Linked DNA regions of Homo sapiens: all the other regions are linked to region 4. A link is a contact called in ENCODE Hi-C or POLR2A ChIA-PET data. All regions are on one chromosome and are shown on one strand. Each heading gives the region's core, a stretch centred on a gene start or an enhancer-like site at or near the end of the contact. The rest is flanking DNA. Distances are from core to core; before and after follow the strand shown. Region 1 holds the start of HIF1A (hypoxia inducible factor 1 subunit alpha). Region 2 has its middle 32 kb from the start of HIF1A. Region 3 holds the start of PCNX4-DT (PCNX4 divergent transcript). Region 4 overlaps MNAT1 (MNAT1 component of CDK activating kinase). Region 5 has its middle 39 kb from the start of DHRS7. Region 6 overlaps PRKCH (protein kinase C eta).

Region 1 (4,671 bases), core at 1,467-3,966, 940 kb before region 4:
AATGAGAGAGCTTCTTGACTTTTAATGGCCAAAGTTAATGAAGGAAATTAAGGAATATCTATTCTCAGAAATTTTACTTTAATGATTCAGTAATTATTTGTTTTGGAAAACTCTGAAGGAGTCTGGCCTGAAGCCTGAAACAGAATCATTACTCTCTTGACATTCCCTTAAAAATCTAAAAATCAAAATGCACGTGCTATTAAATAAGTTCAGCCCCTATAACTAGGAACAACATGAAATGTCCTGCGTTAAATCTACAGTATCATAACCATACCCATTTTCTATTCTGATTTCTTCCAATTCTTCAGGTTTTGAGTTTCCTAGACCTTCTTTTAAAAAGACAAATTTGTTTTCCAAACTCCGACATTGGGAGCTCATTTAAAATGAAAAAAAAAATTGCTTGAAGAAAATCTCCGTCCCTCAACCTCTCAGTTATCTTTCAAAAAACTGTAAATTAGTTAGAAAAGGTCATCTATTATAAACAGCATCTAAAAGTGCTGAGTAACCACCACTTATTAAGTGTTTAACTTAATTTTTCAGTTATATCAAGAACTTCTATACTAAGAAATATGAATCCATCCAATCCAAGGTTGCCAAGTTTTCAAATGAGAAAATTTTGAAAGTAACAGATGGGCTGAGGAAAATCTAAGAGCTTATTTAGAATTGGGGCTGATGAACAGTAGCTAATTTATTAATTCGTTTCAAAACTGCTTCTGATATTCTGAACGGATGAATGGCAAAACAATGAGTTCGATACTGTATATAAAAAAAGTGGTACATAATTTAATGCATTGTATTAAGTATGATTCAATATATAATAAGGATAGAAAACTGGCACTACACAGAGGTAATCTGCCTTAGGTTTACAATATAGCAGCTTTATCATTTCATCAAAAGCACTGTAATCACCTCCGCAAAATAAACTGCAATTAATTCCTGGTAACTCTTGGAATTAATCTAGACCTGTTTGCTCACTTTTTGAATTTTATAAGTGACCTTCTCTGCTGTATACAAACTAAGAATTTAATATTCTATTGAAGAAGGACCAGGAGAAGGGATCTACAAAACAGCAGGAATATAAACAAGTTTATCTTCTGCTGATACTGATTAGGGAAATTAATCTCTCTGCCAGAAGAGTGGAAGGATTTAACAGCAAAGCCAGTCTACTAACCAAAACTCTTACTCTAAATCTTCAATTCCTTAAGTGATTTCCTTAAAAGTTAAAATGCCAAAGTGGGCAAAATTGTGTGTGTGTTGGGGGATGGGGGAGTCCGCTCTTAACACCACTGGTCCAACTCACAATTCTTAATCTCTAATGTACCCCTTAGACTCAAACTTCAAGGTGATTTATAAAACTTGCATTAAGTTCTAACCGAGTGATTACTTACTTTAGATATATGTTGACGGTTTTCCTTTAATATACTTCAATTTCAGGAAAATGAGACAGAGTTCGAAAATTTTTGCAACATTTTAGTGCCGCATTTCATTCACTCATCATATACTTTTTTCAGTATCATTAAAACTGCCTAAATTTAACCAGCCCCTACATTTTCATTATTTGAAGAATGAATGAGGCATATATTCATTTATAATATCTGCGTTCTCGTGACAGGTGATATGAACTCAAGTATCCAATTCTGAAGTTCTCTTTAAAATGTTGCCATTTCCCTAAATTCCCATTACTCTGACTCTCAGTCTAGGCAAGTTTTTCAAGGCGATTAAAACGAAACAAAACCTGCACGTGCAAACTAAAAAGTTCGCATCTTAAGGCCATCGCGGCAAATCCCTAATGCACAAAGGCAAAGACACCCGCGACGGCTGGACAACTACAGGACAAGATCGCATCCGACCACGCGAGTCCCTCAGTCGGGAACTCAAGGCCCCAAGTCCACTGGAAAGCCAGGACCAGCGTGCAGGGTCCGCCCCAGGGCCGAGTTTTCAATGGAACTGGAGAGGATGGGGGCGGGAAGGAGCGGAAGCTCCGGGTGCAAACCGCGGCTACCGAGCTGCAGCTCATTTCTCTTCCCGGGGTTTTCAGGCTGGGTAAAGTCCCCTCCGGATGGGGCCACAGAGCAGGCTGGGTTTTTGAGGCGGGTAGGTGGGCGGCGCGAGGCCCCCACGGCCGGCGGGGAGGGCAAGCAGGGCTCAGACCCCGGCCCCTGAAAGCACTTTCGAGGCGTCTCCCACCCCCCACGACAAGATGGCGACGTGGACAGCGGGGGAGCCCGGCCGGCGAGGTTGGGGGAAGAGAGGGGAGGGGAGCAGCAGCAGAAACAAAAAGGCTGCCCCCCCCAATCCCATTAACGCCGAGGCCGGCCCAGGAGCCCAGGGCGGGCAGGCGGGCGGGGTCGCCGGGGGAGAAGGCGGCGGGCCGAGGGAATGGGCTTACTTTTTCTTGTCGTTCGCGCCGCCGGCGCCCTCCATGGTGAATCGGTCCCCGCGATGTCTTCACGGCGGGCGGCCCCCAGGCTCGCTCCGGCCTAAGCGCTGGCTCCCTCCACACGCGGAGAAGAGAAGGAAAGGCAAGTCCAGAGGTGGGGGTGCGAGGCGGGAAACCCCTCGTGAGACTAGAGAGAAGCGGGCGGCAATCGCCGGGGTCCGGGCCCGGCTCCGAGCCTCTCCTCAGGTGGCTTGTCAGGGCCCAGCCCGACACACTGGCCGAAGCGACGAAGAGGGTGATCCTCCTGTCCCCTCAGACGAGGCAGCACTGTGCACTGAGGAGCTGAGGCAGCGTCAGGGGGCGGGCAAGGGCGGAGGCGCGCTCGGGCGCGCGGGGAGGGGAGAGGGGGCGGGAGCGCGCCCGCTCGCCTGCCCAGGCCGGCGCGCGCTCCCGCAAGCCCGCCTCACCTGAGGTGGAGGCGGGTTCCTCGAGATCCAATGGCGAGCGACGCAGGCGGCAAGTCCCCACCCCAGCCCACGCCGCTCTCAGCCAATCAGGAGGCGGTCAGCTGAGGCACAGCTGGGACGGGCTGCGACGCTCACGTGCTCGTCTGTGTTTAGCGGCGGAGGAAAGAGAAAGGAGATGGGGGTGCGGCTCAGCCCGAGTCTGGGGACTCTGCGCCTTCTCCGAAGGAAGGCGGTGCCCGGCTTTGGGAGGCGCTGCTGAGAAGGGATTTCGGTTGCCTGGTCCCAAACATGCATCATATTTTCCTACTCTTGGTGCAGTAATGTAATGCTCCTGCTCTCTTTCTCCTCGGCCTCAGTGCTGGGCACGATTGCCGCCCAACTCTGCTGGGCTCTCTGTTCAAAAAAGCAGACTTCGCCTCGTGGCAGCAAGCCCTTCCTTTGGTCTCGTTGCTCAGATGTGTTACAACGGGGTCTTTCCTTACCAGATTACCTAACCATGGGTCAATGTCACCCACCGCACTCTTTGCCACGGAGCACAGGGGAACTCACCTTGTCTACTAAGTTTTTCTGTGGCGGAGTTTACTTACTGAATAAATGCAATTAAAAATAAAAATGAACTCCTGTTGCTGTAAACTTCAAGGGAAATAAAGTTGCAGGGAAATCTTAAAATCTGAAACTATGTTAAGCATTTGCAAATAGGTATAAATGACTTTAATAAGCATATAAACCAATTTCAGGGAAAGAGTAGAAAAAATGGCCTTTGGCAACTTTGCAAGCTACTAAACAAAACATAATCACTTTTGTCTTTGGAGGCATAAACTTCAAGCCTGTCAGTCTTCTAAAAGAAAAATATGTTTTGAGCCCAACAAAGTAGCATTGCACATATATCTCCACTTGGCGCTAAATTATTTTACTTCTCACCTTTGCCTTATGAGTTTCTTGTTAAAACCTAGCTTTGGGTTGTAAATATAAATATCTGTAGTGGCTTTCAATTGTATTAGCATGTAAAAACAATGGTCTATATAGAAGCATCAAACTCTGACAAGACAACAACCAATGTATACAGCACCTCTTTTTAACTGGTCAGTAGACCTACAAAGATACGATTAAACATTGACCTTAGCGGACAGGGTGGTTCCAGCTACTCAGAGGTGTGAGGCTGGAGAAGCCTGGGTGTTCCAGCCTAGGGAACGTAGCGAGACTCCGTCTCTTTAGAAAATTTTTGATCTTCACGCTACTTTTGTTTTTTCAGATCTACAACACTAAATGATATGTATTATGTCTTGAAAAGAACCATGGGAAATGCCTGAAGAGAAGAAAGAACTAAAAATAATTACTCATAATTTCTTTTTTAATTGTGGAAAGAATACTGTAAATTAAAAACTTTTTAGTTTAACATTCTCAAGATACTGTGTTAAGAACACTGGCTCCAGAATCAAGCGTGAGCTTGTACACAGGCTTTGAATCTTACTGGCAAGTCGTTTAATCTCTCCATAACTCAGTTTACTTATTTATAAAATGGATATAAAAGTGTCTATACCACAGTATTATGGATGGTTAAATGAGATAATAAATGTATACTTAGAACAATATCTGGTGCATAGTAAGCACTCAGTAAATGTTAGCTCTTAGTATTGTTGGTGGCGTTATTATTATTATCATTATTATTATTCTGAGGCGGAGTCTCGCTCTGGCCCACAGGCTGGAGCGCAGTGGCGCGATTTCGGCTCACTGCAACTCCGCCTCCCAGGTACAAGTGATTCTCCTGCCTCAGCCTCCCAAGTAGCTGGGATTACAGGCACGCACCACCACACTCGGATAATT
Region 2 (4,370 bases), core at 1,612-4,111, 910 kb before region 4:
ACTTAAAAGTATCTTCATATTAAACATATTGCTCTGTAATTCACTTTTTTCATGCAAAAAATATGTCATGAGGCCGGGCACAGTGGCTCATGCCTGTAATCCCAGCACTTTGGGAGGCAAGGTGGGTGGATCACGAGGTCAAGAGATTGAGACCTTCTTGGCTAACCTGGTGAAACCCCGTTTCTACTAAAAATATAAAAATTAGCTGAGCATGGTGGTGCGCACCTATAGTCCCAGCTACTCGGGATGCTGAGGCAGGAGAATCACTTGAACCCAGAAGGTGGATGTTGCAGTGATCTGAGATCGCGCCACTGCACTCCAGCCTGGTGACAGAGCGAGACTCCGTCTCAAAAAAAAAAAAAAAGAAAGAAAAGTCATGAACAACCTTCCATGTCAATAAATGGTTGCACTGTTAATAGTTGTATGGTATTCCATTTAATAAACCCACCGCAATTTATTTAATCAATCTCCCACTGAGAAACATTTGGATCAGCTCAAATTTTTCACTATTGGCATACATCTGATGACCTGATTTTTAAGGTGACTCTTCAAGCACTTGTAAAAGATATTTTGGGGCAGACTGTGGGAAGAGTAGAGTAGGGATATGAGGGAGCCCAGGGAGGGAAATGTTTTATGAATTGATATTGTTCTTGGTACATAAAGGACATCAGTTAACGGGAATGAGGTGGGGAAGGGATAGCGTGTAGTGGGAGAAAGTCAGAGAGGGTGAAATGACAGACATGGAGAGAGAAAGAGGAACCCATAAAGACAAACAGATGGAGAGAGAGAGAATGTGACAAGAATAGATATAGAGAGATTCAAATAATCCTCAAGGATGCTCAAAATAATAAAAAATAGTTTTGTGATGATTGCCAAAAAGGCCAATAGCATTTATAGAATTCAAGTGATGATACGTCATTGAAAGAAAGAAAAGGGGATTTTTCTGTGAGACAAATTGCCCAAAACCTGAGGGGGAGTTTTGTCATCAAAATACATAAGGAGTAATCTTTTAAAAACTCTGAAACAAAGAGCAAATAATTTAAAGAAATCTCGGCCAAGCAAGGTGGTTCATGCTTGTAATTCTAGCGCATTGAAAGTTTGAGGCGGGAGGACAGCTTGAAGCCAGGAGTTCAAGACCAGCCTGGGCAACATAGTAAGACTCCTCTCTAAAAAGCAAAAATAAAAAAAATTAACTGGATATAGTGGTGGGTGCCTATATTCCCAGCTACTTGGGAGGCTGAGGCACGAGGATCACTTGAGTCCAGAAGTCTGAGGTTGCAGTGAGCCATGATCGTACCACTGCACTCCAGCCTGAGTGACAGGCTGACAGAGTGGGACGCTGTCTCAGAAAAAAAAAGAAAAGAAAAAGAAAAAATAAAGAAATCTCATTCTACTTTACTTACCACACACATATGTTCATATCATGTGTTAAACATTGTCTTTTAAAAAATAGCTTAGGGCCAGATGTGTTGCCTCAGGCCTGTAATCCCAGTACTTTGGGAGGCCAAGGTGGAAGAACTGCTTGAGGTCAAGAGTTAGAGACCAGCCTGGGCAACATACTGAGACTCTGTCTCTATTTCAAAACAAGCAAACAGCTTAGAAAATCATTTTCTTTAACTCTTACCTCTGATGCTTTTAATTATGTGTTCTCTTATGGTGATTGGCTGGGGTTAAAATATTCTGTAGCATTGCTTTGCATCATAGCCCCAGAGAAAATGAAAGGGGAAGAAGGAGTTAGCTTCCCTTTTCCCCGCTGTTCTGCCTGCTTCCTGTTTCAGAAAAATTAAAATAAGGTGTGAACAGCCACTTTCTCTTGAACATATTCTTCCATATATACTGGGGTAGGGTGAGGCATGTATTTGTGGGGGCTGGAGGATGGCCTCTGTTACAAAATTTCCTATGGACATTCCTTATCTACACTAGTGGGGAACAATGAAAATTACTTGTACAATGAACATCACTTATACAGGACGCGTATTACGGTACATTCTAATTTTTAAAAATATCAACTCACATAAAGAGGAGGCCAACCCTGACTTATCTCATGGGCAAGCTGTATGGCACAAATGAAATTACTAATGTGAAAGTGTTCGGTCAACTCTAAAGGTCCTTACAAGTTTGTGGGTTTTTTTTTTTTTTCAGACAGAGTTTTGCTCTTCTTGCCCAGGCTAGAGTGCAATGGCATGATCTCGGCTCACCGCAACCTTCACCTCCTGGGTTCAAGCGATTCTCCTGCCTCATCCTCCGGAGTAGCTGGGATTACAGACGCCCGCCACCACGCCCAGCTAATTTTGCATTTTTAAGGGAGACAGGGTTTCTCCATGTTGGTCAGGCTGGTTTCGAACTCCCAACCTCAGGTGATCCGCCCACCTCAGCCTCCCAAAATACTGGAATTACAGGTGTGAGCCACCACGCCTGGCCACGTTTGAGGTCTTTTTAATGATTAGAAATTTCTTATACTCTGGCATCTGTAGAATCCATTCAAAGCCATAAATTTCTGCTTCTTTCCCACACCTGGTGGGAGAAATGGGGGAATAGGCCCACAAATCGCCTTGGCTTTTGTGGTCTCCCAGTATGCTCTTTTGCATGGACAGAAAAATGAGGGAAATGCTTTTACCTTCATCAAACCTATTGGAAATGGTTAAGTTTCCCTTCTTTTGACTAAAACAAAACTAAAAACCACAAGAAACCTACTCAAGATTGGCTCATATGAATCACATCCTGTGTGGAACCCTGTCCTGTGTCAATGACACTTAGACACAGAGCAAAGAAGGGAGAGGGTGGGTCACTGTTTCTAAATGCAACGAAGGGCACTTTCATTAAAGCACTAAGGCTGCATGCTCAACAGGTTTAGCATGACTCAGCAAGATGGGTCACTGAACACCATCCACCCAAGGGCAAATGAGCTTGTCCAATCACATGACCTACAAGATCAGGGGATAGCAAACCAGACCTATGGTTTGCTGAACAGCCTGCACAAGCCAGTCCCGTTACATACAGAACAGTCAGAGGAGAAGGTCACCGCCAGGGCAGTGGAGACCACTGCGGATCCTCTTCTCAACACTGCTCTACCATGTTACCTTGTGTCTAGTTGTGTGTCTGCCAACCACTTCTACAGAAGGTGCTGAGGCAAACCTCCTCAAAGGTTCTGATTTGGATCTTCCATTTGGAGAAGACTTTGAGTCTGTCCATATTCGTGGCTTTTTTTTCTTGCACTGGGAACTGATGCATTGCAGACACAAATGAGCCCAATGTATTTTAAGCGAGAAAAAGTTCCCACCCTCACCACCAATTACACCCTTGTCATTTTTTTCTTGTTCTAGTACCTACGTGTGATTTAGTACTTTCCGAGCATTCCATTCTTTCTGAAAGCATAAGCACTAATATGTGTAATTTGCTTGCCTTGTCATTCTGAAATCTTTTAATGCATACAGTTCAGACATCCTGTTTGTTTAATATGAGCAATGCCAACTTTATTTACTGTAATAAATGTACTTCTTTATTCTTCTGGAAAAAAAGGGAAATTAATTGAAAAAGACACATTTAAGCTATTCCAGTGTGTAATACAGAGGCTGCTGGTAAAATATAATACAATGTCAGGGAATTCCACAATCTTGTTTGCTTTTTGGTTTCATTTTCATATTTTTCTTAAATATGGCATTGCTACAGTACAAAGTAGAAGAACATATTTTAGTGTCTGATTCACAGTCTCTTTACTAACTTTGGAACTTTAAAACCTGGGCAACTCTGATAGTGAGAGGGTTCAAGAAAATTGACATATGTGGTGAAATGTACTTTTGTGGCCTAGCTTTGCGTTTCAGAGCTGTTATACAGTCAGATTTTTTTAAATGAATATCTGCAACTGTTCCAACAATTCTGGTTTATGAAAATGTTGCTGGTTTTGCATAGGAACTTCATAACCTGCATGATATTACTCATGGGTATTTGTGGGTTTTGCTTTAGATATGGAAAGGACGCCTCTTGGCAAACATATTTTTTCTTTTGCTTCTCAGAGGTTTTGTATTCAGCTCAAAAATCCCCAGTATCTGTTTCCTTAGGTTCATGGGCTCCTTTAAACTTTACATTTGTATTTCTATTTTTTTTTCCAGTCAACTTCATGGATGTTTTGGAACGTCCTTTGTGCAAATTCACTCCCCAATGTTGCAGAGAGATTTTGCTTCCTTTTACCCTCTTCCAGTTGATTTTCTTTTCTTTTTTTTTCTTTTTTTTGAGACAGAGTCTCATTGTCATCCAGGCCAGAGTGCAGTGGCACGATCTCAGCTCACTGCAACCTCCGCCTCCCGGGTTCAAGCGATTCTCCTGCCTCAGCCTCCTGAGTAACTGGGATTACAGGCATGCGCCACCACCAT
Region 3 (4,151 bases), core at 180-2,679, 660 kb after region 4:
CAGTTAATAATTAGAAGGCAGCTCTTTAAGTAGGAAATTTAGGAGCAGCCAACAGATGCTACAAACAGTTAAATTCGTGAAAAGGCAACATCTGAACTGGATGCTATGCTAAAGGTCTGGGGATTTGGCGTGAGTGGCGGTGGATACCAAATAACATGAAGGGCAGTCTTTGCCCTAACTGCAGGAATGATTTAATGAAGAAAACAAACACCTAAAAATAGTAAAAAATGAGTAAGTGAAAAATGATGGATACAGAGCAGATAACCAATTCAGCGGCATGGAAAACAACTTCCGATTCACTGGAGTAAATTCTGGTCCTGGAGAGACAAGAGGTTGTGGGGACAGAGGTCGAGATCAGTGGGGAAGGAGCGCTTCACGTTCAGGGGGCCATGAGTTGAACAATTCGGACAAAAGAGGTTTAGTTGGAGATATTGCGAGAGTACAGTTCTACCTAACGGACACAGCTCCGGGTGGGTGTGCCATATTCCATTTCGTACGAGTCTCTTAGAAACAAAATGCTACAATTCAACAGGCTAAAGTAGTCTTTCAAAGGAAAGTTAAAATCACACTGAATTACTATCTCTAATGACTGAGTTCATTAAGCGCAATAATTGCACTTAAAGGTTTTGCAACGAAAAACGAAAAATATGTTTCTTGTGGCAATGAAAGCCCCTAGAACAACTTGGCTCTCCGCACAGGCTTGGACATTAAGATGCCGAAGAAGTCCCGAGGTGGACGTCGGACAACGAACGTACCTCAAGTCACCCGAGGGAAGAGAAGACGCGAAGGCATCCCAGGGACCGCATTTTTGCAGGTAAACTCGGGCTGGGCGCTCCCGCCGGGAGGTTGGTTAGTGCCCGAATGCGGAGGCAGAAAAGCTGCGGCGGCCGAATAACGAGCTCACCGCGGCCCCGCCCGGGCCAGCTCTCGGTTTCCATGGCTAACGTCTACTCCGGCGGCCGCCACCCGGAGCTGAACGGAGCGCGTGCGCGTTCGGGGACCTCGTCGGCGCCTGGCTGGCCTCGCTGCCCCGGTCTGTGCTCGCTCCCGAGGCGGGCCCTGCCGTAAAGCAGGCTTGGCCTAGAGGAAGCAGGGAAATAGCGCGCTTCGTTCGCGCCAGGACTAGGCCAACATCTGCCTGGCCGGGGACGACGGGAGTCGCTCGTGCTCTGGTCTCGCACTGGGCCTAGCAGAAGCAGCAGCGGGGAAAGCCGAGACGCCCTGAACGTTCCCTTGGGCCGGGCCTTTACGCAAGAGCGTCGTTGCCCTGGTGACGTGACGTCCTTCCTCAGGATTGTGCGCCGGGGTGGGGAAACAGACGTGCAACCGCCATTTTGCGCATTAATTTACCAGAGGTCGGGTCAGGCTGTCTTAACGCAGGCAGAGGGGTGTGGCAGATCTCCAACCGCTCGGGGTCCCGTGATTTCCATTAATGAATTCGCACACTGGCGTTACCACTCAACACACCGACGGTAATGAATGTTTTTGAGTGATACTTCATGCAGCCTATTCGGCTTGGACGATTGGGGACTGCATAACGTGATCGCTATCGCCTCAGTTTGTGGCTGCGTTTTAAAATACAAGGAACCAACATGTCCATTATAGAAACGTGTTATTAAGATATTAATAAAACAAGGCAGAGTTCCGGCGTTCCAATTAAAAGGCCATGGCTGATTCATATTAGTGTGGCGGGAATCTTTACAGCCTGGCCGCAAAGACCCCAATTAACGCTAGTTAAAAAGTTATCCCTATACCCAGGGCTCACCTCCCCCATTCTCCACGAAATATGATCCCCCCCCCGCCCCACCAAGTTCTGGACACGTTCCAGATTGCCAACTGGGAGTCCTCAAGACGGCCCCGGAGAGCGTTAACAATGATTGGTCTCAGCTGATTTAGAGGCTCGGGTAAGGGAACTTTGAAGCTAACTTGTCGGTATCAAGGTACCCGCAATTCCCCCATGTGATTGGGTAGATGCCCTAGCAGTTCTGCACACTTCAGCGTCCAAGATGACTTGTGGACTGTTTTGTTTGGATCTCCATTCCTCAAAACTATAAATGCGGCCTTAATTTTTTTTTTTTTTTAATTCTTGGCTCTTGGCTGTCTTGGAAATGCTGACTTTGTATTTAAGTATTTAGGTTTTCAGGTCGTAATAGAAAAATAATTACTGTGTTCATATTAAAAGCCAAAGCTTTATTTATTTATTTTTAAGATATTGTGTCCAGAGCAAAAGTGTAGTGTGTTGAAAGCATGTGGAAGAAAACCCCGGATATACATATACTTGTCTTCAAGGACTTAATTTGCAGGTAGACCCTTTCATAGTTTGGTATCTTCACGATTTGATAGAATATGGGAAAACGTGCTGTTGGTCCATCCATAGTTTTTCTCATTGAAGCTCACTCATTGCGGGTCAGAGTACCACATTAAGCATCTCGGAAGCATCACTTACCGCCAAGAAGTCTGAGTTTCATGTAATTAAGAGTGGAGGCTCCAGAGTCAGGAAGTCTGGGTTGAAACCCTGGCACTACTGCTTACTACTTGTGAGATCTTGAGGTTATGTAATTTCTCTAGTGCTCAGTTTCCCCATATCTTGTAAAATAAGGCAAATAATAGAACTTAACCCGCAGAGAGTTATGTCATTGGATTAAATCAAATAATTGTAAATTGCTTAGCAGAGTAAATGGCACAGCTTAAGTGCTTAGTAAGGATGAGCTATTATCTTTATGTAGAGAGTCTGTATTTATGCTTGTTCTTCTCATGGGCATTACATATGACCCAAGCAGAATTAACATGTTTATTGTTGAAATATCTGCTGTTTTTCAAATATATTTGAACATCGTGCTTTCTTAGAATAAAATTAGTAGGGCATATGGTACAAGCCCTTTGGTTAGCTGTGTATAAAATATTCATTCAACATTTATTGAAATAGTGAAGGGAATAGTGGTTCCTATTTGTCAGGAACTACACTAATTGCTGCAGATATAAAGTCAAATAAAACATGATCCTTAAGGAATTTACCAAAATATAACTTGGACATCAAGGACATAACTTGAACAACAAGGACATCAGTAATTACAGTGTATGTGATAAACAGGTATGCGCTGAGCTTCAGAAACAAAGTGGGACACATAATTCTGGGGAAATTAAGGATGGTTGCAATCCATTTTTAAAGGGTGAGTGGACAGCTGGGCCAGGCGTGGTGGCTCTTGCCTGCAATCCTAGCACTTTGGGAGGCTGAGGTAGGAGGATCGCTTGAGCCTAGGAGTTTGAGGCAACATGGTGAAACCCTGTCTCTACAAAAGATACAAAAAATTAGCCAGGTGTGGTTGTGTGCGCCTGTGGTCCCAGCTACTCAGAGGCTGAGGTAAGAGGTTGTTGCAGTGAGCCGAAATTGCACCACTGCACTCCAGCCTGGACAACAGAGTGAGATCTTGTCTCAAAAAAAAAAAAACAAAACAAAAACAAAAACAGAGTTAGCTGGGAGAAGAGGTATTCCAGGTAGGGGAACATTTATTCTTTAATTCATTCAACACATACTTAGAGCATACATAGAATCAGTACTTTGTGTACCTCATTTAATCTTAACCTTATGAGGTAGCTTATTATTATTTCAAATGTAAGGAATCTGAGCTTGAGAAAAGTAAAATAAGTGATGACATCTGGAGTTGAGTCCGTATCTGTATGTCTTCAAGATTCGTGTATTTTTTCCTACCCTGCTGATTCACATAAAATGAAACAAATTGTGAAAAATCTGGAACTGCTGCTTCAGCCAGAGAAGATGTTTAGCCAGGCATTATCATGACATACGTGTTATTGTGTAATGGTAATGCCCGTTTTCAGTTCATACCCAAGTTAACTTCTCTTGCTAAAAAGTAAAACAAAAGCAAAACCCACACCATAAACCCTCACTCTGCCTTGTTCCCAGAGACCACTGGCCAGAAGTCTCTGAAAATAATGCAGAGCTGCAGCACTAGGTATGGGCCAAAGAGAAGGCAAAATCATGCTCACAGTTCCGGGTGCCTTTAAAGAAACACAGGAGGAATAATAGCTTTGGGAAGAAAGATAATGAATCTACTTTGAGACCTGTGTGTAAGGGGCTGATGCGATATTCAGGTGCCTATGCCCAGTTGGAAATACAGAATTGGACCTATATT
Region 4 (4,286 bases), core at 1,541-4,040:
CACCTTTGTGAGTCAAATGGTATCTTCCCAGTAACACTAAAACTTTATACTTGCTTTATTTTCATTTTAATTGATTTCCAGTTGGCAGAAGTTCCTACCACTTACATCAAGATTTTTCCATCCTCCAGCTTAACTGTTAAATGGTAAGCAATCCATAAGACACTGTGAAGTATAAAAATATACTATTTTTTAAAATTCTTCCATGATCACTCTTGAATATTCAGCCTCCTTAGTAATGGGAAAAGCACTTCTTAGCTCATACTCTATAAAAGTTCAGAATTTCATGTACAATAACGCATGTTCCAAGAGTAACAAAACATTATCTGACAGTAACTTTTCCAGACAAGTGTAGCATACTCCAAAATGCAGAAGTTCTATTCTAAACTTTTTTCAATATAACTCTGTCTTTAATGCATATGTTCAACAAATGTGTATGGTTGTGTACTATCACTGAAACTTTCCTTAATGACATAGACAGCTCGTTATGAACAGAGGTTCCCACATTGTGCTATATGTAAGTTAACAAAACTCAATCTTTCTTATCCCATAGTCCATTAAATAGGCTATCAAATAATCTAAGCATCATAATGAAAGAAATAAAAAGTCTACATTTCCCAAAAAAAGACAAGTATTTACGTTTCAGAAGCATTACACAATGGCATCACATCATGTGCATACTTACACAAATTCACTTATATATGTTCAGCAAAAAGAGACAGAGATACATTTTTAGAAAGCGGTCCCATTTCCCCAGCCTCTCCTCTCAGTGACTATCTCTATACCCCAGAGTAATCATAAAATGAGAGATGTCACTCTGCTGTTCCCTCTGTTGCACTCAGTTTCAATGCCTCTCCTAGGACAAGCATCTTATTGGACTATATATGACAGTGTTTAAAGGTAAGTCTTTTCAGTATAATGCCAAAACAAGAGCCAATTACTTCATCTGCTGTTCAGGTGAGGAATACTGATTTATTACTATGCTGGAAGGAAAACTGGCTGCGCTAGGTTTAATGAAAAATTATTTACCCATATGGACAATTTCTGATCCTTAATATTAAGGGTAATCTTCACTATATTTTCTGCTTTACATGACTTTAGAATACAAATTCCAGGCTGTGTGCAGTGACTAGCCTACAATCCCAACACTTTGGGAGGACGAGGCAGGAGGATGGCTTGAGCCTAAGAGTTCAAGACCAGTATGGACAACAAAGCCTGACCCTGTCTCTACAAAAAATAAAAAATTAGGCCAGGCACAGTGGCTCACGCCTGTAATACCAGCACTTTGGGAGGCCAGGGCGGGTGGATCATGAGGTCAGGAGATCAAGAACATCCTGGCCAACATGGTGAAACCCCGTCTCCACTAAAAATACAAAAAGTAGCCAGGTGTGGTGGCACGTGCCTGCAGTCCCAGCTATTCTGGAGGCTGAGGCAGAAGAATCACTTGAACCTGGGAGGCAGAGGTTGCAGTGAGCTGAGATCACTTCACTGCATTCCAGCCTGGGCAACTAAAAAAAAAAAAATTAGGTAGGCATGGTGGCACACACCTATAGTCCTAGCTACTTGGGAGGTTGAGGCAGAAGGGTTCCTGAGCCCAGAGGTTTGAAGTTACAGTGAGCCGTGATCATGCCACTGCACTCTAGCCCAGGCAACAGAGTGAGATTTTGTCTCTGGAAAAAAAAAATACGTATATACAAATTCCACATAAGATTCAACTCCACTGTATTTCTTACTTACAGAAACAAATCTATTAACAAGGTGAAAGTATTTTTATAAAGAATTAGTTTCTCAAATTGCTACTTCATGCGTTATAGAATGTAATCCAGACCTTAGTCAATGACAGGAAGCTTACAGGATTCTCACTAAAAACACTAAATTATTATCACATCTTACATGATATTAAAATGTTTACCTTTACAATACTACTAGATTCCCCCTTGATTACTTCTGAATAAAAGTAGTTCATATGCCTCTGAACAAAAGCCACTTCTCTAATGACAATGGCTTGTTGAACATGCGCCCTTAGAAATTTCTCCCTATTGCCAGGCGCGGTGGCTCACGCCTATAATCCCAGCACTTTGGGAGGCCGAGGCGGGCAGATCACAAGGTCAGGAGATCGAGACCATCGTGGCTAACACGGTGAAACCCCGTCTCTACTAAAAATAAAAAAAAAATCAACCAGGTGTGGTGGCACACGCCTGTAGTCCCAGCTACTCAGGAGAGCGAGACAGCAGAATCGCTTGAACCTGGGAGGCGGAGGTTGCAGTGAGCCAAGATCGTGCCACTGCACTCCAACTCCAGCTTGGGCGACAGAGCGAGACTCGGTCTCAAAAAAAAAAAAAAAAAAGAAGAAATTTCTCCCTATTATTAAAAAAAAAATAAAATCCCTAATATGTGTACAGCTTTTGGCAATGTGCCTTTTGTTTTAATAAAGATGAAGGGATTCTATTAGTTATCTGTTGCTGCATAACAAAACACCACCAAGCTTGACAGCTTAAAACAATAAACAATTTATTATCTCACAAAATTTCTCAGTGTCAGGAATCCAGGAGCAGCTTATTTGTCAAGATATCAGCTGGGGCTGCAGTCATCTGAAGACAGGACTGGGACTGAAGACTAAGATGGCTCACTGACTTGGCGGTTAGTAGAAGGTCTCAGTTCTTAACCACACGGAACTTCATAAGGCTGCTGACGACACATAAACTGTCTTTCATGACAGCAAGTTGCCCAAGAACATAGAGAGTAACCACATGGAAAGCCACAAAGTCTTTGTTAAAGACCTAGCCTTGGAAATGAGAAACTTCTACCATATTCGATTGGTTATACAAGCAACCCTGATACAATCAGGGAGAAACTAAGCAAGGACATAAAAAGTAGGAGACAAAAATCACTGGGAGCCCTCTTGGATTCAAGGTATTCCAGTGATAAATATACATATGTGGTTGGTGTGGTTTTACATATGGCCACAAATTCTTTATACTTCTTTCATCAAAAGGGGAAGCCCAATTCCCCTTCCTCTGAATGTGAGCTGTATTTAGGACTCTGAACAAACAGAATGCAGCAGAAACGATGGTGTCTGAATGATGTTCATAGAAGACATCGTGGCTTCTGTTTGTCTCTCTCTTGAATCATCCACCTGAGGAGAAGAAAGCTACTATGTTGTGCGAACACTGAAGAAATCCTTAGGAGAGGCCCATGTGACAAAGAACTGACACCTCTAGCCAAAAAATAACAGTAAAGAACTGAGGACTCCTGACAAAAACCACATGAGTGAGCTTAATACAGTCAGCCCTCCATATACATGGGGTTTTGCATACTGTGAATACTGTATTTTCAATTCTTATTTGTTTTGTTTTTTGAAATCCACATATAAGTGGACACACACTTCAAACTCATGTTGTTTAATGGTCAACTGTTTATCCTCCAACTCCAGTCAAGCCTTCAAATGAATAGAGCCCCAGCTGAAACTTGATTGCAATCTCATGAGACACCCTGAGCCAAAACTACCCAGCTCAGCCATGCCCAAATTCCTGATGCACAAGAACCGTGAGAAAATAAATGTTTGTTATTTTAAGCCATTTAGTTTTAGGATAATTTGTTAGACAGCAATAAATAACTAGTGCAAGCCAGGTGCGGTGGCTCACGCCTGTAATCCCAGCACTCTGGGAGGCCAAGGTGGGTGGGTCACCTGAGGTCAGGAGTTCAAGACTAGCCTGGCCAACATGGCAAAACCCTGTCTCTACTAAAAATACAAAAATTAGTCGGGCATGGTGGTGCGTACCTGTAATCCCAGCTACTCGGGAAGCTGAGGCAGGAGAACTGCTCCAACCCAGGAGGCAGAGGTTGCAGTGAGCCAAGATCACACCACTGCACTCTAGCCTGGGCAACAGAGTGAGACTCCATCTCAAAAAATAATAATAATAAGTAGTACAATGGTAGAGTAATATGAAATTTCTTACAAAATTAGTTACTGAGTCAAAACTTAAAACAGCATTCTCCAAAGTGTTTTTTGTTTGTTTGCTTTGAGACAGAGCCTCACTCTGTCACCCAGGCTGGAATATAGTGGCACACTCATAGCTCACTGCAGCCTTGACCCCCTGGGCTCAAGCAATCCTCCTACCCCAGCCTCCAGAGCAGCTGAGACTACACAGCACACACACATACAAATAAGAAGATAAAAATTAAAAGAACTCCTCTGTGAAAGTATTATGTATAATTTTTTTCTTTTGTCAAAACATTTTTTAATATTATCTTGTGGCATTTTTTCAATAAAACATAATAGACATGCT
Region 5 (4,282 bases), core at 545-3,044, 550 kb after region 4:
TGCCCTGACTCGGCACATTTTCTATTTCTTTCTTTCTTTTTATTTCTTCTCCTATTGATCTTCCAATAGTCACTATGGCCCGATTCTCAGTGCAGCCTGCAGTCTACGAACTAAGTGTAATGTGTTCTAATCTGCTCGGACGTTGTGCTCTGCTCTTTGACTGGTGCCAATAGATCTGCCCTGATGTCATGCACGTGGTCTTGGTTGGGCTTCTTATAATCTCAGCTCTCATGTATTAATTCTGGCAGGGAACAATATGTGCTGAGGAAGAAAAATGCAGCCAAGTGGCCCCGGAAGAGATTACACCCAAACTTTGATCTTCATATATATTGTTTGGTTCAAAGGGTAGTCATTGGTCTCAGCAACTCCTTCCCAGGTACTCTCATGTGATCCTAGGTAATCAAGCCTAAAACGGTACACTTTTCTCCCTGACTCATTTTTACCAGAACAATCATAATGAAAATGTAATTATATGACAGAACACCGAGGACATAGAACTTCACTCCTTTGTTGAGGTAGTCTTTTCACATAGAATTTTCATTTGCCAGTAGCTTGATGTCTGCTACTCCTAGAAAGATTTCTTTAAGATCTAAAGATTACACGATGCCCCAAATTTGAGAACCTTTGAGCTCCCTATTGACCCGTGTTCTACCAATTGTGAAGTGGAACAAAGAACAAAGGACAAATTTAAGAGGTTTCTACAAAAGAGCTGGATACCAGCAAAAGACATGAAAAAAGATATAAACAAACTGTAGAAATAGGAAAATGTATAGTAAAATTTTATACATGTGTCATTTAGTTCCTCTTCCCTTAGGAAATTATGATACATTGGGAACAATTAATACAAGGATGATATATAATAAAAAATTATCATGACCTAAATGTTTATCAGCTTGGTTTGTTGAATAAATTATGGTACATACATATAATGGAATACTATGGACAGTAATAGATGAGATGGAATGCTACAGTTATTGTATATGTTAAGTTAAAATGCCAATTGCAGAACAGTGTGATCCAATTTGAAAAAAAATCTGGAAGAGACACACTACAATGTGGTAGGGTGACAGAATTTCTCTTCTTTGTGTCATTGATTTTTTTTTTTAGAGTAAGCATTCACTGCTTCTATAATCAGCAAAAACACTGAAACTTTTCCACCCACACCCCCATAAAACAAAAAAAAAGAAAGTATTTGTATGAGCAAGTAAGAATTTACATAAAAGGTGATACTATTTCCCTCCTCCCCCCACCACACACACATCTTTTTCCCCTGGTACTGGAATTCAAAAGTCAGTATCACTGTGGCAATGACGAATAGGCAAAGGTTTGGTAGAGCCATGATGTTCCGAGATTTTTATTAAAGAAATTCACAAGCCTGATGAGTTGAAGAAAGCCTAAAAAGCTTTCTCCTTTTATGGTGTTGTGTGTATATGTTTGCATGCCCTTAGATGCAGCTTCTCATGCATCTTTTCCAATGACTCGTGGAGACTCTGGGTCAATGTCAAGAGGGCAGACTCTTTTCATATTCCCTCTCCCTTCCTGATCCCCAGAGGAAGGCCTTCTTTTAGAATCCTTGGCTGCGCCCAGCACCAGCGCTGGGAAAACTTCAAGTAGAGGAGGCTCTACCCACATTCCCTCCACAGGACCATCTTCCTCCTCTCAGCTTCCCCTCTCACCACTCTCTGTCACCTGAGATACCCAAGCTACTCCCCATAGCCTGTTTCTGTCAGCTGTGGTCCCTCACCACACATACCTCTCACAGCCTTTCAGCCTCCAGAATAACATTGCTTTCTATTCCTGGCTCCCTGTTGAACCATGACAACTCCTATCTTGTCAGGGCAATGTTCCTGATTAAGAGGAATTAAAATCTCAAAACAGGGCAAATAATCAATACTCTGACAAGTAGTACGTCACCAGGGCTAGTCACATCTCAGAAAGAGAGTTAACCTGAAGGAATGAATCTGTAATATTGTAATTTAGCCAGGGTTACAGACTAATAAGGACAATATTTTGGGTGGGTGTATGTGTCCGTGTGGGGGTGGAGGCAGGAAGCTAATTAGCAACACAACAAGGACTAGAACTTTTGTTTCCCTGTTGCTCAATCCAGGGCTCTTCTGGCAATAGTTTGCTGCCTTTTTTTTCTCCTTTATTGGAATTTAACACTTTAAGTAGTATTGTATAATTTGAAGAAAATTTCATCCTTCAATACTTTAAAGAGGAAAAGTATTACATTGCTATAGAATGTGTGTAAAACGCTGATTTGAACAGTGTTTGTAGTCATTTTGGCATATCAAACGATTATTAAATTACAGTATCTCCAGTTTAAAGCAAAGAATCAAGATAGTATTAACCCCTGCCATACTGTTTGAGAGGCAGTGAGCTCTGAAATCAGATTGCCTGGGTTGAGTGGGCAGGCAGTCTTATTTACATGCAACGGCTAGTTTAGCCACACGCCAGCTGTGTGACCTTGGGCAAATTAACCTTGCCTCTCCATGCTTGCGTTTCCTCTTTCATAAAACATGAGCAATAAAGGTATCGATCTTACAGGGTTGCTGCTAGCATTGAATGAGTTGATGCATATAAAACATTTAGAACAGAGCCTGGCACAAAGTAAACACCCGATAGATGTCCCTTGTGCAATTAGCAGTTGATGAAATGAAAGTATAGGTCACAGCTACATATATATTTTGTTGGATGCTCAAGTCAGCAAAAAATATGTTAAACATACCAGTGAGAATAGTCAGGAAAACTTAAAAAGAACAATGATAAAATGAAGACTTGCATTTCCAGGCATTACTATCTTTTATACCACCTATCAGTACAATCAGTGAAATAAAATGAGACTGTAGTAACAGTAAACAGAACAATGGAACAGAATAGAAACCTCTAAAAGCAACCCCAAACACACACATGAATTTAGTACTAGCAAGATTGACATTTGAAATTTGGGAAGAAAAATTGAGCCACCCAATAAATAGTAGTAAGACAAATGGTGAGACATTTGGAAAAGTCATCAAATCTGTTTTTTATAATTTATACCAAACTAAGTTACAGGCGGATAAAGGTTAAATGTAAAAACAAAATAAAAATATGAAAGGATGAAAAGTAAGGATAGAGTATAAAGATAACTATAATCAGCTATCAAGGAAAGGAAAGACTTCACTTAAAAATAAAGGAGAAGCCATAAAGAAACAGCTAAATAGACTTTAATATGTACAATTATTAAAATTCTGTATATTAAAAAATTAAAGAACGGGGGAAAAGTTGAATATGGGGTCAAGAGCATTACTTGATAAAGCTCATTTATAAATCAGTTAGAAAATATGATGCCCACTGAAACAGAGAAATGGGTAAAGGACATGAAAGGTAAATTCCCAAAAGATACTAAATGACCAAAATAAAATAAGAAATTTCAGTTAGATTAATATTTGAAGGAATGCAGTTCCCTTAAAATGAGATACTATATCTCTTTTAATGAATTTACAACTTTTAGTAAATTATAATCCCCAGTATTTGTGAGAGTTTGGGGAATGGATATTTTCAAGTACTGTTAATAGGAGTGTATTTTGCTACAACATTTCTTCAGAGTATTTTAGTGGTGTGTCAAAAGTCTTAAAAATGCTTATAGCCTTTGACTAGTAATTCCACTTCTTAAAATTTGTCAGAGGGAAATAATTGGGAATGTAGCCAAAGGCTTATCTTTAAAGATACTGAACATTTCTCATAGTAGGAAAAAACAGAACAAAACAAAGGATTGGATAAATAGATTGGATTTTCCATATGAAGGAATAATATACAGTCACTAAAAACAATGTGTTTGGCAGGGAGTGGTGGCTCATGCCTGTAATCCCTGCACTTTGGACTTTGGGGAGGCCAAAGCAGGAGGAGAGCTTTAGGCCAGGAGTTCAAGACCAACCTAGGCAACACAGTGAGACCCCCATCTCTACCAAAAAAAAAAAAAAAAAAAAGAAAGTCAGACATGGTGGTGCACACACGTAGTCTCAGATACTTGGGAGGCTGAGGCAGAAGGATTTCTTAAGCCCAGGAGTTTGATGCTAGAGTGAGCCGTGGTCATGCCAATGCACTCCAGCCTGGGTGGCAGTGCTAGACGCTGCCTCTAAAAAAAAAGTTTGTTTAATAACATGGAAAACTTAACAGAATATACGATGTTAAAAAAAAACTGGCTTATAAAACAGTTCAATACCAACATTTTAAAATATGAATTCTTAAAGGGATGAAAAAATATGTTTCAAAGTCTTAGCAGCTGCTTATTTCTAAGTGG
Region 6 (4,557 bases), core at 87-2,586, 770 kb before region 4:
GCCTTGGGCCGCCTGGAGCCCCCCTCGCTGTGGCGTCTCCTCAGTGGCTGCAGCTGACTGCTCTTTCTGGAGTGCCATATTCACTGTGGGTTGTGTCAGGGCACTCGAGGTTCTATTTTCTTGCCTCAGTGTGAGAATCAAGGTCTGTTGGCCTGCATGGCCCAAGGCAAAAGGTTGGTCTCTGTCCAGCCTGGATCACGTTGCTGGCTTGGAGGAGGTAGGTGATGACAGAACTGGCATGACTGGTTTCCACACGCTGTCCTGTGAGTTGATACAGCCTGGCCATACAGGTCTTACAGAAAATGGCCACTAGAAAATGCCCAGGAATGGAAACCAAGTCTGGTATTCCAGGAATCCCCAATAAGTGTGGTTAAAGCAGCAAAGCTTTCATGGCACAGATCAATGGAACATAGAACAGACTTCTCTGCTCTTAGTAGCAGCCTCCCCGGGTGTCAGGGGCATAAGGCAAAGGCATGCTGAGTACCTGTGCACCCACTTCAGCGAAGCAAGCTTTCTGTGTCTCTAACCCAAACCCAGTCCTGGCTCCAAATCAGCCCTTCTCCACGCAGAATCCCATGTCCCATATAAGTGACTGTTTTCAGTGGGCTGATTTGTGGAAGCTGCTTCCTCCCCTGGCCCCACCACATAAATACAATATGAGCACAGCCAGTTTAACCTACAAAAGGTTGCAATCGTAGCAGCGCAGGACGGGAGCAGGGGTGAGGATGATCGTGGTCCTGCCCAGTGAAGGAGGCCACCACTCTCAGTTCTTCCACAAGTGTTTTCTGACTTGGGAGGCACTATAAGGCCTGGGTGCCTGGCTCCTCTGGGACTGCGGGCACACAGTAGAGAGGCGCCTGGCTGAGGTTAGACACACTAGTCTGCAGCCCCAGGAGAGAGCACGGCCGGGGGGACAAAGCCCATGAGCCCAGCTTTATCGACACTGTGTCCTAGCCTGACAAGCCAGGCCTGTGTGGACCTGAGCCCAGAACACTATCACTCACATTTCCAAACAAGGTCACTGAGTTTCTGAATTTTCCCGAAGCCAGTATGCCTGCTGAAGTCTTGGAAAGGATCTTCTTGGGCAACAGAAACAAGTGCTAACAGAAATCCAAAACGGTCTCAAGCGTTGACCCGCAGTTGCTTAAGAGCTTGTGACTAATGTCCCAGGTAAGAGGTCTGACTGCTTATTACTCAGCTGCTGTCATGGGCAGCAGGAATCGCGCAGGGAGAGAAAGTGCTGGGCCATCAGTTTTGTCAGTCAACTATTACAATCAGCTCTGCATGGGGAAGTCTTGGGACGCAGCTCTCAGAAGACGCAAGTGGGCAAGACAGGGATGTGACTCATCCTGGTCACAGGATGCCCGAGGCCACAAAGGCAGGTTAGACACCTTAATCCTGATTTCAATCTAATTTTAGGCATTCTCAGAACTGTATGAGCTGTAAAGGAAACGCCATGGCTGTTCTCATACCAAGTGCTATTTAATAAGACAGATCGCTCAAACTGGGATCCCAAGAGGGTTCAATTAAGAGCATAATGTAATTCCAGGCTACCAGTGCTGCCCTCAGCCCAAGTATCTCATACCTGCTCTATGAAGTCTGTCCTGATGTCCCCAGACAGTCATAGCAATATCAACTCTGCTCCTAGGGTGCCCAGTTTATACTTCTATGATAGCATACCCCGCACTGTATTCCAGAAGGCTCTGTCTGTGCACCTGTCTTCCTTCTTAGCAGCTCCAGCATGGTCCTGGCAGGAGGTGCTGACCAAAGGGATAAACAGAAGCATTTCAGATGGACCCCAATGGGACTGCCCTGGCCAACTCAGAGCCTATCTTATTTTTAGGGGATGGAAGGACACTCCATAAACTTTGCTCCAAAGTACTTAAACTTATAAAAAGCCACATGTTTTACCCCTTAAAGATAGACTCAAGAGGGAAAAGAAGAAACCTGAAATCAAAATTTAAATTCTTCTCTTTGATGAAGCTGGAGAAAGAAAGTGGTTTTGAAGGGTCAATTATTAAACAACGAGGACCAAGCAGAACACTTATCCTCATGTTGGCTTGCATCCAAACGGAAGAGCAGAACATGGAGAGGGTGACTCAAACAAAGCCAAAGATTATAGAGCCATTTACAGTCATGGTCAGCTTCCACTCTAAAGGGAAATCATGCCTTTATTTTTTTTAAAGCAAAAGAAGTCACCCTAAGCCTCCTGACTTTAGTTTGAAATATGCAGAGGTCAGTTTTTGGCTTAGGAGTACCTCAGCTTCCTATGCCAACATGTAACTCAGCAGCTGAACTTAACAAGGCTACACAATGAAGATTACAAGTTCATACAGGGCAGAGGCTCAAATACTAAAATGCCAAAACCACAGTTACCGGCTTGCCATTCATTAGCTCATTGAGCACCGGTATTTAATAGCTACAGCTTTTGTCATGCAAGCATAGAAGGGTAGAAAGAGTTATTCTATCCTCTGTGCTTGTCTGAAAGCTACATTGTTCTTGCTGGGTAATCAGGGTTACTTAAAATGCCCACAGTAGTTTCAGAGAGAATTCCCAAGTGATTGAAGACAAAGGAGATTCAGAAATTGGATTTATTTTGTTTCCACCATAAGCTATCCTGAGAGTAATAAAACAGATTGACATGAGTCTTACTGCTTAGATCACTAGAGTCAGTTACTCTTCCAAAAGAAATAAAGGAAAGCGAGTTGAGAGCTGGCTCCTTGAACAAGAATGAATCTAGGAGGCTATTTATATGAACTATTTTTAACATATTTTTCAACTTTTATTATGGGAAATTTCAAAACAGACAAAAGTAGGGAGAATGACACAACTCCCATACTGATCACACAGCCTCGGCACCTGCCAATGCACGTCCAAACATGCTCCCTCGCTACATCGACTCCCTCCCTCCCTGATCCATCTTTTATCAGATTATTTTGAAACAAATCCAGGATATGAGCTATTTCATCTATACACATTTTAATATCTGAATCTCAAAGATAATAATTCTTTAATAGAGTACAACTTTGATACCCATTATCATAAAATACACAGTCAATTTATGATTGTCAGCATACTGCCATTTGTCTGTTGCTCATTTGGGGGTGGTGAGTCTGTGGGTCTGTCTAGAAAACCTGGAAAAAAGCTTTTGTGAATAACAAGAATAACAGTGTCTTCAGTGGTTAACATATACTGAATGTTCATCAAATGCTAAGTGCTTTATCTATATTCTTATTTTATCCTCAAAATAACTCTATGAAGTAGGCTCTACCCCAAGATTATATAGCTAGACAGGGGTAAAATCAGGATTCAGATTTACTTCTGCTCACCTCCAAGGCCTGGGCTTGTGACTTACTACACCAGGCCCAATCCCTTCTATGTAGCAGTGTCACCGGCCAATCCCCCGGATAGATTGTTTCCCAAAAGGACTTTAATTGAAACAAGAACCACCTGAGGGAATCAATAAATATTCTAAGATGGCACTATGATAGAGGGATGTTTTATGCATATTACTATGAAATGCATAATCGAAATACTGCAAAGCAAGGTTTTTTTCTTAGCTTGTGCATAGAGTTCAATGGATTTTACAGAGTCCTTGAGGATACAGGCATAGGGGAGTGCACAGCAAATCTCTCAAGTGGTCAAATGTGCAGATCATTTGCTGCCTTCCACTGAGGAGGAGGAACTAGCATGTAGGTAAGTGTGAAAAGGGGGCATCTGCCAAGTGAGTGAATGTGGGTTATGGTCTTAATTTTAGAATAAAACTACTTAGGACTGGCTTGTGTTTTGAGTGCCTGGGTTTATACTTAAAGTTTTTTCAAAGCAAGATGGATTGTATTAAATGGGCAAAAGACTTTTGAAAAGTCACTGAATTAGCAAAAGCATAACATTTGGTTTCATCGTGAGTTAGACAGTAGTGCCATTCATGCATCACCTGACACGAGATATCCATCCCTTCACCCACCCAACCATTCTTTAGTATTGTCCATGAGCCTGGCCATATGCCAGGATGTTGGGATACAATAGTAAGCAAAGGGGGCACCATCTCTACCCACAAGGGGGTTAATGTCTGGTGGGAGAAGCAGACAGATCACCACACAACTAAATTTACAATTATCAACTGTGATGAGTGCAATGAGGAGAAAACATGGGAATAGATCAAGGGATGGCCTGACCTAGCACTGGGGGAAGATTTCCCAGGAAAGTGACATTTGAACTGAGCTGTGAAGATTATTAACCAAGTGAAGAGACAGAAAGAAGGGAAAGTGAGGGTAAGGAGAATTTCAGAAGGAAGGAACAGAGGTGAGGGGGTTCAGTCAAGAAATGAAGACTAGTGTGGTTGGAGTCCTGGGTGGCGAGAGAAGAGAGCATGGAGACAGGAGAGAGCAGGGACCAGATGAGGCAGGGGCCAGTGAGGATTTCAGTCTTTAGCCCAATAAACCATGGAAAACTCTGACTCAGGAGAGGGATGGCATTAGATTTTCGATTTTACAGGACTCCATATCAGAGGAGTTGAGAATGAACATGAGGAGATCATTTGGGAAGCTACTAGAGTAT

What was found. Hi-C counts contacts between places; a loop is a spot of excess contacts on that map. ChIA-PET counts read pairs that join two places held with the same protein, here RNA polymerase II (POLR2A). Pooled maps may share reads with other maps.
Region 1: a map of GM12878 shows a loop between it and region 4 (4-fold over the local background). The contact joins the promoter of HIF1A here to the enhancer-like site in region 4. A Hi-C loop is called at or near these places in 1 of 168 maps with a recorded cell type or tissue (GM12878), 1 of 37 single-sample maps with no recorded cell type and 3 of 50 pooled maps. POLR2A ChIA-PET finds 5 or more read pairs at or near these places in 1 of 52 experiments (naive thymus-derived CD4-positive, alpha-beta T cell).
Region 2: a pooled map shows a loop between it and region 4 (7-fold over the local background). The contact joins two enhancer-like sites. A Hi-C loop is called at or near these places in 3 of 37 single-sample maps with no recorded cell type and 9 of 50 pooled maps.
Region 3: a map of naive thymus-derived CD4-positive, alpha-beta T cell shows a loop between it and region 4 (7-fold over the local background). The contact joins the promoter of PCNX4-DT here to the enhancer-like site in region 4. A Hi-C loop is called at or near these places in 1 of 168 maps with a recorded cell type or tissue (naive thymus-derived CD4-positive, alpha-beta T cell), 4 of 37 single-sample maps with no recorded cell type and 10 of 50 pooled maps.
Region 5: a loop to region 4 is called in a pooled map, with 7 times the contacts of the local background. The contact joins two enhancer-like sites. A Hi-C loop is called at or near these places in 12 of 37 single-sample maps with no recorded cell type and 4 of 50 pooled maps.
Region 6: a loop to region 4 is called in a pooled map, with 3 times the contacts of the local background. The contact joins two enhancer-like sites. A Hi-C loop is called at or near these places in 1 of 50 pooled maps. POLR2A ChIA-PET finds 5 or more read pairs at or near these places in 2 of 52 experiments (HCT116 and OCI-LY7).

The regions. Positions count from the first base shown.
Region 1 is chr14:61,693,558-61,698,228 of GRCh38, reverse strand. HIF1A (hypoxia inducible factor 1 subunit alpha) reads right to left here and starts at 2,716. Exons shown (of 15, transcript NM_001530.4): 1 at 2,390-2,716. The coding sequence starts at 2,424. It overlaps HIF1A-AS1 (HIF1A antisense RNA 1), which reads left to right and starts at 2,406. Exons shown (of 2, transcript NR_047116.1): 1 at 2,406-2,522. RefSeq lists silencers at 2,258-2,357, 2,658-2,957 and an enhancer at 3,028-3,397.
Region 2 is chr14:61,661,167-61,665,536 of GRCh38, reverse strand. No RefSeq gene overlaps it. Among named protein-coding and RNA genes, the nearest start is that of HIF1A, 32 kb to the left of the region's middle. Within about 2 kb of position 2,861, at least 18 of the 41 ENCODE cell types and tissues checked have a DNase peak (open chromatin) inside an H3K27ac peak, as active enhancers do.
Region 3 is chr14:60,089,024-60,093,174 of GRCh38, reverse strand. It overlaps PCNX4-DT (PCNX4 divergent transcript), which reads left to right and starts at 1,429. Exons shown (of 5, transcript XR_943918.4): 1 at 1,429-1,472. PCNX4 (pecanex 4) reads right to left here and starts at 1,252. Exons shown (of 11, transcript NM_001330177.2): 1 at 756-1,252. RefSeq lists enhancers at 425-1,058, 1,022-1,211, 1,302-1,431.
Region 4 is chr14:60,752,400-60,756,685 of GRCh38, reverse strand. All of the region lies in intron 1 of MNAT1 (MNAT1 component of CDK activating kinase), which reads right to left. Among named protein-coding and RNA genes, the nearest start is that of MNAT1, 20 kb to the right of the region's middle. RefSeq lists enhancers at 2,571-2,620, 3,031-3,310. Within about 2 kb of position 2,790, at least 5 of the 41 ENCODE cell types and tissues checked have a DNase peak (open chromatin) inside an H3K27ac peak, as active enhancers do; they include GM12878, where a contact is called at or near this core.
Region 5 is chr14:60,202,477-60,206,758 of GRCh38, reverse strand. No RefSeq gene overlaps it. Among named protein-coding and RNA genes, the nearest start is that of DHRS7, 39 kb to the right of the region's middle. Within about 2 kb of position 1,794, at least 2 of the 41 ENCODE cell types and tissues checked have a DNase peak (open chromatin) inside an H3K27ac peak, as active enhancers do.
Region 6 is chr14:61,522,255-61,526,811 of GRCh38, reverse strand. All of the region lies in intron 10 of PRKCH (protein kinase C eta), which reads right to left. Among named protein-coding and RNA genes, the nearest start is that of PRKCH-AS2, 21 kb to the left of the region's middle. RefSeq lists an enhancer at 1,295-1,444. Within about 2 kb of position 1,336, at least 33 of the 41 ENCODE cell types and tissues checked have a DNase peak (open chromatin) inside an H3K27ac peak, as active enhancers do.